2 separate regions of the Homo sapiens genome follow, and region 1 is linked to region 2. Evidence: read pairs that join two places in POLR2A ChIA-PET (ENCODE). Cell type or tissue: HepG2. All regions are shown on one strand. Each heading gives the region's core, and the rest is flanking DNA. Links, peaks and the distances in the headings are about the cores only. Region 1 overlaps DENND1B (DENN domain containing 1B). Region 2 has its middle 18 kb from the start of C1orf53.

Evidence for each region. ChIA-PET counts read pairs that join two places held together with the same protein. Peaks named below come from ENCODE experiments on the same cell type or tissue, not always from the same donor. Only the 100,000 strongest peaks of a DNase experiment are listed, where the experiment ranks them.
Region 1: POLR2A ChIA-PET joins it to region 2 with 7 read pairs; 2 of 35 experiments call an interaction of 5 or more read pairs at or near these places.

The regions. Positions count from the first base shown.
Region 1 is chr1:197,618,864-197,623,268 of GRCh38, reverse strand. The region is part of intron 10 of DENND1B (DENN domain containing 1B); the gene reads left to right. Among named protein-coding and RNA genes, the nearest start is that of DENND1B, 150 kb to the left of the region's middle. In HepG2, for the core only: a CTCF peak has its summit at 4,032 (motif pointing left); a DNase peak (open chromatin) is centred at 2,378; H3K4me3 peaks cover 373 bases.
Region 2 is chr1:197,882,497-197,886,901 of GRCh38, reverse strand. No RefSeq gene overlaps it. Among named protein-coding and RNA genes, the nearest start is that of C1orf53, 18 kb to the left of the region's middle. In HepG2, for the core only: no CTCF peak of the experiment used is centred there; a DNase peak (open chromatin) is centred at 2,591.

The DNA.
Region 1 (4,405 bases), core at 194-4,193, 260 kb after region 2:
GATGCTTAAATTTCTAAATTAAGTATTGATTCAGTTAAAAATCAGGTGAGGTCTCTAATACATGTTTCTTGGATTTTATTAATAAATGCTTTCTTAGGGAATATAAATCTGCCCCTCAGTAACTCATTTAACCCTGCAGTAACTCCTATAACTCTAGCTGAAGTGTAGGATTTCTACAAAAGAATGAGGCACAATCTAGATAGGTGATACAGAGGCTAGAATAGTGTGAGTAGCAATGTGTCTATATGATACCTTTACCTGTAAGGCATGCTAGTTAAAATTGTGCTATTTTTCATAGTGGTGATTATACTAGATGGATTGTCTTTCTGCTGTGTCCATGGGAATCTGATAAATGTCTTTTTCTCCTCCCTCAAAATACATGCCTATTTAATTGCTTAAAACAATTCTAGTTTTATTAATAGACTGATTTCTTCTAATAAATATAGTTTAAGAAGAAGGAACAAATCAGATTTTGTATCACAAAGCAGGACAACTTTGGTTCAGTTTCAAACTTAGGTGTACTCATAGACATAAGTTGAGATGATAACTTGTAGAATTTGTATCAATGATCTTATCCTTTTAACATTTTCTGGGAGAGTCTGTTTTATTAGTTACCTGCTGTAGTTACAGTCTGTGTTGCCTGAGGAAAGTTTTGTAAATCAGATCTCTGTCTATCATAGATTTCTCATACAAAGGTCAATGGCTCTTGTTTGATTGTCCGGTCCAAAGATGCATTCTCTATTATACAATTAGTATAAAACACAATATTTTCAGTCAGTGGATGCTATTCAAAGCCTCATAATGATGATAATTTAAAATCTTTGTATATTGAAGGCAGTTTGAAATAGTGGTTACTATACTTTGGATCTAGCCTGCCTCCAGTTGTATCCTGGCTTTGCTGTTGATAAGCTCTGTGATCGTGGGCAGTTGGTTGAACTTTGTCTTAGTGCCTTGATCTGATAAGTAGAAGTAATGATAATAGTACTTGATGAGGTTGTTGTGAGGATTAGGTATGAGTAGTTCAAGTACTCATAACAGTTCTTGGCACATGGTAAACATTATGTAAACATTTGTTGTTGCTATTATTTTCAATGGCACTACCTATGTTTAGACCTGGTGACCTGGGACCAGAAGTTTCAAATGCCTTTGTTCTATGACTGAGTTAACTGTTGCAGACCTTTGCTGTCAGGTTTCTCTGTCTGGTTTCACAGGCATTAGTTCTTGTCCCTTCTCATGATTCCCATATATACTTATGTTGTAATTGAAGTCCATAGTAAATCAGTATTACCAATGTTTCTATTTTGCATTAGTCAGCTCTTTGGAACTGTATTAGTTCAATATATTGGGTATGCTTTATGAAAATATATGTGCATTTTAAATATCATATGTCACATAAAGATAAGAAATTTTTTTCCATAAACCTTTATTTGGTAAATTCATTTTTATCTGAAAATTATAACAGTGTATTATTCAGTTTCAGGGTATAATGCCAGAGATATGTTTGAACTGAAACATGGAAATTCTTCCCTTTACCCTTTTCTCTGCTTTCGTGAGGAACAATTGTGGTATTAAAGAAGCAACTGACGATATTAGAAAAGCAATGTGGAGTCTTGGCCCTGTCACTAATCAGACATATGATACTTGGGTAATTCTAGCCCAAAGAAAGACTATATGATATTTCATTTTTCTTTAAGCTTAAAGATTCAATATATCATAAATAATGTTAAATTAATAAGATTCTTCTTACTTGGCTTATTAAATTGTTCTCATTTCTTTGTAGTACTTTATATTGCAAACCAAACTTCTAAAATATGTAGTTTATTTTCCTTTAATTTGTGTATTCTCAAAATGTTCCAGGTAAATAGTTTATTATGATAGCACTCTCTTCAGAGGTATGTAAAAATGTCATCCAGAATAATATTTAGAGTCTTTGCCATGTCCTAGAAGGCTCTATTTTCCTTTAATTTGTATATTTTTCTTTAATTTGTATATTCTCAAATGTTCCAGGTAAATAGTTTATTATGATAGCACTCTCTTCAGAGGTATGTAAAAATGTCATCGAGAATAATATTTAGAGTCTTTGCCGTGTCCTAGAAGGCTCTCCATCATTGATTCTGCTTCTCTATCTGACCTCATCTCCTGCCATTCTCCCACTTCCTCCAGTCTGATCTCACTGACTTCCCCATTGCTCTGTGAAGATGCCAAGCATGTTCTCACCTGGGACTTCTGAATGCCTCGTTTAATTTACCTGGAATGCTCTTCTTCCCAAATCCACGAGTTTACTCTCTCCCTTCAGTTAGGTTTCAGTTCATATGTCACCACGTTAGAGTTCTTCTGTAATCCTCCTATCTAAAATAGCTCCCCACCCCCATCACTCCCTACTTTAGGTTTCTTTATAGATCTAATCTCTGACAATATTTATTTTACTTGTTTATTGTTTGCTTTCTCCACTAACACATAAGCTCCATAGAAACGGGGACTTTGTTCTGTTTAGTACTGTGTCCCTGTTGCCTCATAGGGATTTCGATTGCATATAGCAGGCACTCAAAATTTTTGTTGAATTAAGCAAAAAAATTATTATAATATTTTCAGTTGCATAATTACCTTATGGACTTTAGAGCACCTACTTTATTAAAGCACTTTAAAGCACTTAAACTTTTAGATATATTTTGAAAGTGGATCTGAATTATAGTCCAGTCATAGTATTCCGTTAGCCACCAGGGTAGAAGAAATCTCAATACATAAGAATATAAAAAAGATAGAATTCATCTGATCTAAAAATAAAGAATGTTTGATCTATGAGAGAAAATACTTACAGATCATCTAGCATAGAGTTCTTATTTTAAAGATCAGAAAACTGAGACATGGTTATATTTGTAGATGTGCCAGAGATCACATGGCTTGTTGGTGGCAGAGCCCTAATTTTGTGTCTGTAATATACATGTTATGATTTTATGCAATTTACATATGAATGTGTTACATTTTCTAGTAAATTTGTTTTATTTTATTTACTTGCAACTTTGCTATCATCTGTAAAAGAATATGCCATAATAGTATTTTCTCATTTTTTTTTAAGTTTCACAGCTCTTGCATGCTACTAGGTGAATATGGAGGATTATCTTTGGGATGCTTCCGTCTTCTTTGGAAATCTCCATTTAGGTGTCTCATGGTTAACAGAATAAATATTTGCCAAAGCAGATTCCTTATAATTCTACTTAAACCTGACACTTTTGCTATATTACCTTTAATAATTCATTCTGGTTGCTTAGTTCCAGAACTGTGGTTGGGAAGGAGTTGTCATATATTTTTTCCTCTCCTTGTCACCTATACCCCACATCCAGAAAGTTGCCAAGTCCTGTAGACTCGGTTCTCTTCTGGTAGATCTTGATTAGCAGGCATAACCCTCTACCAGATGCTGGCCATTGCAGAAATTTTGTGACTCTGCATATAATTACAGAAACCATCCTCTAAGAAATCAGTCAAATTCATCAGATAATGTTGAATTTTGTTAGCGAATAACTAATAAAACTTCATTTAAGGATGACCAGTAAGGAGGCAGGGAAAGTATTTACATGGCATTTAGTAGAGTGCTTTGGACTCTGGGTATGCCCAGTGAAATAAATTGCCCAGTGAAATAAAGTGAGGTATTAAATATAATACCTCACATTAAGAACGTGTTTTTCCTCTTGCTACAGTTTTTATTTGCTCAGTAACAAAAAAAGAACACTCTCTCTTTTTTGTTGTTTTTAAGGCTTTAAATGAGCTGTTTAAAAAGTCATCTGTGTGCAGATTGAGAAATTGAATAATTAGCTGCCTTTCAACGCTTCATAAGCTCTTTTAGCCCATCAGGTTAAAAAGGGGGTGGAAAGAGTTAATACAGTCTTAAAGAGGCCTAATTTACAACTAAGGAGTACCTGAGAGCTCTTGGAGAATTTGACACAATGAGTTAGATCAACCCCATTTTCATTTCCCTCTAGCTGCAGTTTGTAACATAAATAAATCCATGGTCTATAATTGTTAAATGGAAGTATTTGAATGCCTCCTAGTGGCATATTGTAGGCTCTAATTAAGGAATTTAAAAAGTAATACTTATTGAAGGAATACTATCATAACCTATTAAAGCTTGTAAGTACAAGGTAGTAAAATCCTTTAATGATAACATCCTAAGTGAAATCAAAATACATTATTTGCCATACAAAACTGATTAAAAACATGACTGGAAAAAATATAATACATATGGCAAAGATGCATATACTTTGAATAAAAATTTTTGGTTTTGGTTCAAATCGAGTTATTTTAATTTACTTTATGTAATGGATCTATTTTGCACTTAAACATAGACAAATGTGGCTAATAATAGGATTTGGATAGCTTTGTGTACATTCATTTTTTTAAATTAATTGTG
Region 2 (4,405 bases), core at 277-4,276:
GTGGCATTGAAGAAATATGTAGACTATTTAATCAATAGTCCTAGCTTATTTAGATAAGTATATTTTTAAAAAAAGATGTCTATTTCACACTATATATAAAACCCAGCTTCTGCTGAATAAAATACTTCAAAGTGAAAAGTAAAACTTTAAATTTTCCAAGACAATACATGAGATTACTTTATGACTTTTGAGTTAGGGGAATTTTTTTCAAACAAGATATAAAAAGCACAATACATAAAGAAAATGATAGATAAATTTGACTAAAGTAAAATTAAACTTCTGTTCTTCAAAATACACCATAAAAGTAAAGAGGCAGGCCACAAACTGGGAGAAAATATTTGTAACATATAACTGACAAAAGATTATTGTCCAGAAATATAATAAACTCATACAAACTGGTAAGAACAATACAAATTAATAAAATGTCAAAAGACATGAACAGTTATTTCAAGAAAATAAAACATAAATGTCTAATAAAAGTATGAAAAAATGCTGAGACTAAATTCCTTAGGACAATTCAAATTAATACCACAATTAGTTATTATTTTATACCAACAGATTGTAAAAAAAAAAAGTCTGAGAATATTGAGTATTGCCTAGAGAATGGAACAAAGGAAACAGTTATACTCTGTGGGTAGGAGTATAAATTGGCACAAGTATTTTGGAAAACAACTTGGAACTCTAATAAAGGCAAAGATGTGTATATCTTATAACCAATAATTTCACTTTTGACAATATATCTGCTGTGTTTCCCCCAAATTCATATGTTGAAACATAATCTCCAATGTGATAGTATTAAGCGTACGGCATTTGGGAAGTGATTAGGTCATGAGGGCTCCACCTTCATGAATGGTGTTAGTGCTCTTATGTAAGAGGTTTGAGAACTGCCCTTCCACCATGTGAGGACACATAGAAGACACCATCTATGAACCAGAGAGCCCTCACCAGACACTGAATCTGCTGGTGCCTTGATTTTGGACTTTCCAGCCTCCAGAACTGTCAGCAATACATTTCCGTTGTTTATACATTACCCAGTCTAAGGTATTTTGTTATAGCAGCTAGAGAAGACTAAGAAAATATCATAAATATGTGTCTGCAAACTTGTAGAAGATTGTTCCTAAGAGCATAGTTTGTAAACAAAAACCTGTAGACCATGAAAATGTCATCCAGCAATGTGATTCTGGACAGCAATGAAAGCAAATGAACTGCAGCTACACAAATCAACATGATAGAATCTCACAAACATAATATTGATGAAAAAAGTTTTGAAGAATATGTACATGCAAAATCATTTATATAAAGTTCAAAAAACATGCAAACATCAAACTTATTTACCTATGAACATATGTTTCAAAAATTATAAAGAGAAATGGGAGCATTCATAGTATGAAAATGCTTGGTTAACAGTCAATATCCCTCAATCACTGGTGTTCAGAAATCTGGTAAGATGCAACACAGCGTGATTTTACAACTGTCTCTTTAAGCGTTCATATGACTTGGCTCTGTGTCCCCACCCAAATCTCATCTTGCACTGTAATTCCCATTGTTGGGAGGGACCTGATAGGAGGTGATTAAATCATGGGGGCAGATTTTCCCCTTGCCATTCTTCTGATAGTGAGTAAGTTCTCATGAGATCTAGTGCTTGAAAGTTTGTAGTAGCACTTCCCGCTTTTCACTCTAGCTCTTTCTCTCCTGCTCCACCATTGTAAGATGTGCTTTCTTCCTCTTCACTTTCTGCCATGATTGTAATTTTCCTGAGGCTTCCCAGCCATGCTTCCTTTATAGCTTGCCAAACTGTGAGTCAACTAAACATTTTTCTTTATAAATTACCCAGTCTCAGGTAGTTCTTTATAGCAGTGTGAGAACGGATTAATACAAGCATTTTGAAAGCCAGTTTCTCCAATTATTAAAAGTTTTTGGAGGCTGGCAAGATGGATGAATAGGAACAGCTCCAGTCTGCAGCTCCCAGCAAGATCAATGCAGAAGGCGGGTGATTTCTGCATTTCCAACTGAGGTAACCGGTTCATGTCATTAGGACTGATTGGACAGTAGGTGCAGCCCATGGAAGGTGAGCCAAAGCAGGGTGGGGTGTCATCTCACATGGGAAGTGCAAGGGGTCAAGGGACTTCCCTCCCCTAGTCAAGGGAAGCCGTGAGAGACTGTACCGGGAGGAATGGTGCACTCTGGCCCAGAGACTGCACTTTTCCCAGGGTCTTCACAACTGGCAGACCAGGAGATTCCCTCTGATGCCTACACCACCCAGGGCCCTGGGTTTCAACCACAAAACTGGGTGGCCATTCAGGCAGACACTGAACTAGCTGCAGGAGTTTATTTTTCATACCCTAGTGGCACCTGGCGCCAGCGAGACAGAACCATTCACTCCCCTGGAAAGGGGGCTGAAGCCAGGGAGCCAAGTGGTCTGGCTCAGCGGTCACCACCCCCATGGAGTCCAGCAAGCTAAGATCCACCGGCTTGAAATTCTCATGGCCAGAACAACAGTGTGAGCTTGACCTGGGACGTTTGAACTTGGTGGGGGGAAGGGCATCTGCCATTGCCAAGTCTTGAGTAGGCGGTTTTCCCCTCACAGTGTAAACAAAGCTGCCTGGAAGTTTGAACTGGGAGGAGCCCACTGCAGCTCAGCAAGGCCGCTGTGGCCAGACTGCCTCTCTAGACTCCTCCTCTCTGGGCAGGGCATATCTGAAAAAAGGCAGCAGCCCCAGTCAGGGACTTATAGATAAAACCTCCATGGGACAGAGCACCTGGGGGAAGGGGTGGCTATGGGCACAGTTTCAGCAGACATGAACGTCCCTGCCTGACATCTCTGAATACAGCAGCGGATCTCCCAGTGCAGCATTCGAGCTCTGATAAGGGAAGAATCCCTCCTCGAGTGGGTCCCTGACCCCCGTGCCTCCTGACGGGGAGACACCTCCCATCAGGGGTTGACAGATACCTCATACAGGAGAGCTCTGGCTGGCATCTGGTGGGTGACCCTCTGGGGCAAAACTTCCAGAGGAAGGGACAGGCAACAATCTTTGCTGTTCTGTAGCTTCCGCTGGTGATATCCGGGCAAACGGTCTGGCGTGGACCTCCAGCAAACTCCAGTAGACCTGCAGCAGAGAGGCCTGACTGTTAGAAGGAAAACTGACAAACAGAAAGGAATAGTATCAACATCAACAAAAAGGATGTCCACTCAGAGACCCTATCCGAAGGTCACCAACATCAAAGGCCAAAGGTAGATATATTCATGAAGATGGGGAGAAACCAGCACAAAAAGGCTGAAAATTCCAAAAACTAGAATGCCTCTTCTCCTCCAAAGGATCACAGCCCCTCGCCAACAAGAGAACTGGATGGAGAATGAGTTTGATGAACTGACAGAAGTAGGCTTCAGAAGATGGGTAATAAACTCCACCAAGATAAAGGAGCATGTTCTATCCGAATGCAAGGAAGTTAAGAATCTTGAAAAAAGGTTAGAGGAATTGCTAACTAGAATAACCAGTTTAGAGAAAAACATACATGACCTGATGGAGCTGAAAAACACAGCACAAGAACTTCATGAGGCATACATAAGTATCAATAGCTGAATCGACCAAGTGGAAGAAAGGATATCAGAGATTGAAGATCAACTCAAGGAAATAAAGTGAGAAGACAAGATTAGAGAAAAAAGAGTGAAAAGAAATGAACAAAGCCTCCAAGAAATATGGGACTATGTGAAAAGACCAAATCTACATTTGATTGATGTACCTGAAAGTGATGAGGAGAATGGAATCAAGGTGGAAAACACTCTTCAGGATATTATCCACAACTTCCCCAACCTAGCAAGGCAGGCCAACATTCAAATTCGGGAAATACAGAGAACACCACAAAGACACTACTCAAGAAGAGCAACCCCAAGACATATAATCGTCAGATTCACTAAGGTTGAAATGAAGGAAAAAATGTTAAGGGCAGCCAGAGAGAAAGGTCAGGTTACTCACAAAGGGAAGTCCATCAGACTAACAGCAGATCTCTCAGCAGAAACCCTACAAGACAGAAGAGAGAGGGGGACTCCTAAAGGAAGCACTAAACATGGAAAGGAACAACTGGTACAAGCCACTGCAAAAACATAAAAATTGTAAAGACCATTGACACTATGAAAAAATGGCATGAACTAGTGGGCAAAATAACGAGCTAGCATCATAATGACAGGAACAATTTCACACATAACAATATTAATGTTAAATGTAAATAGGCTAAATGCCCCAATTAAAAGACACAGACTGGCAAATTGGATAAAGAGTTAAGACCCATTGGTGTGCTGTATTCGGGAGACCCATCTCATGTGCAAAGACACACATAGGCTCAAAATAAAGGGATGGAAGAATATTTACAAAGCAAATTGAAAGTAAAAAAAAAAATGCAGGGGTTG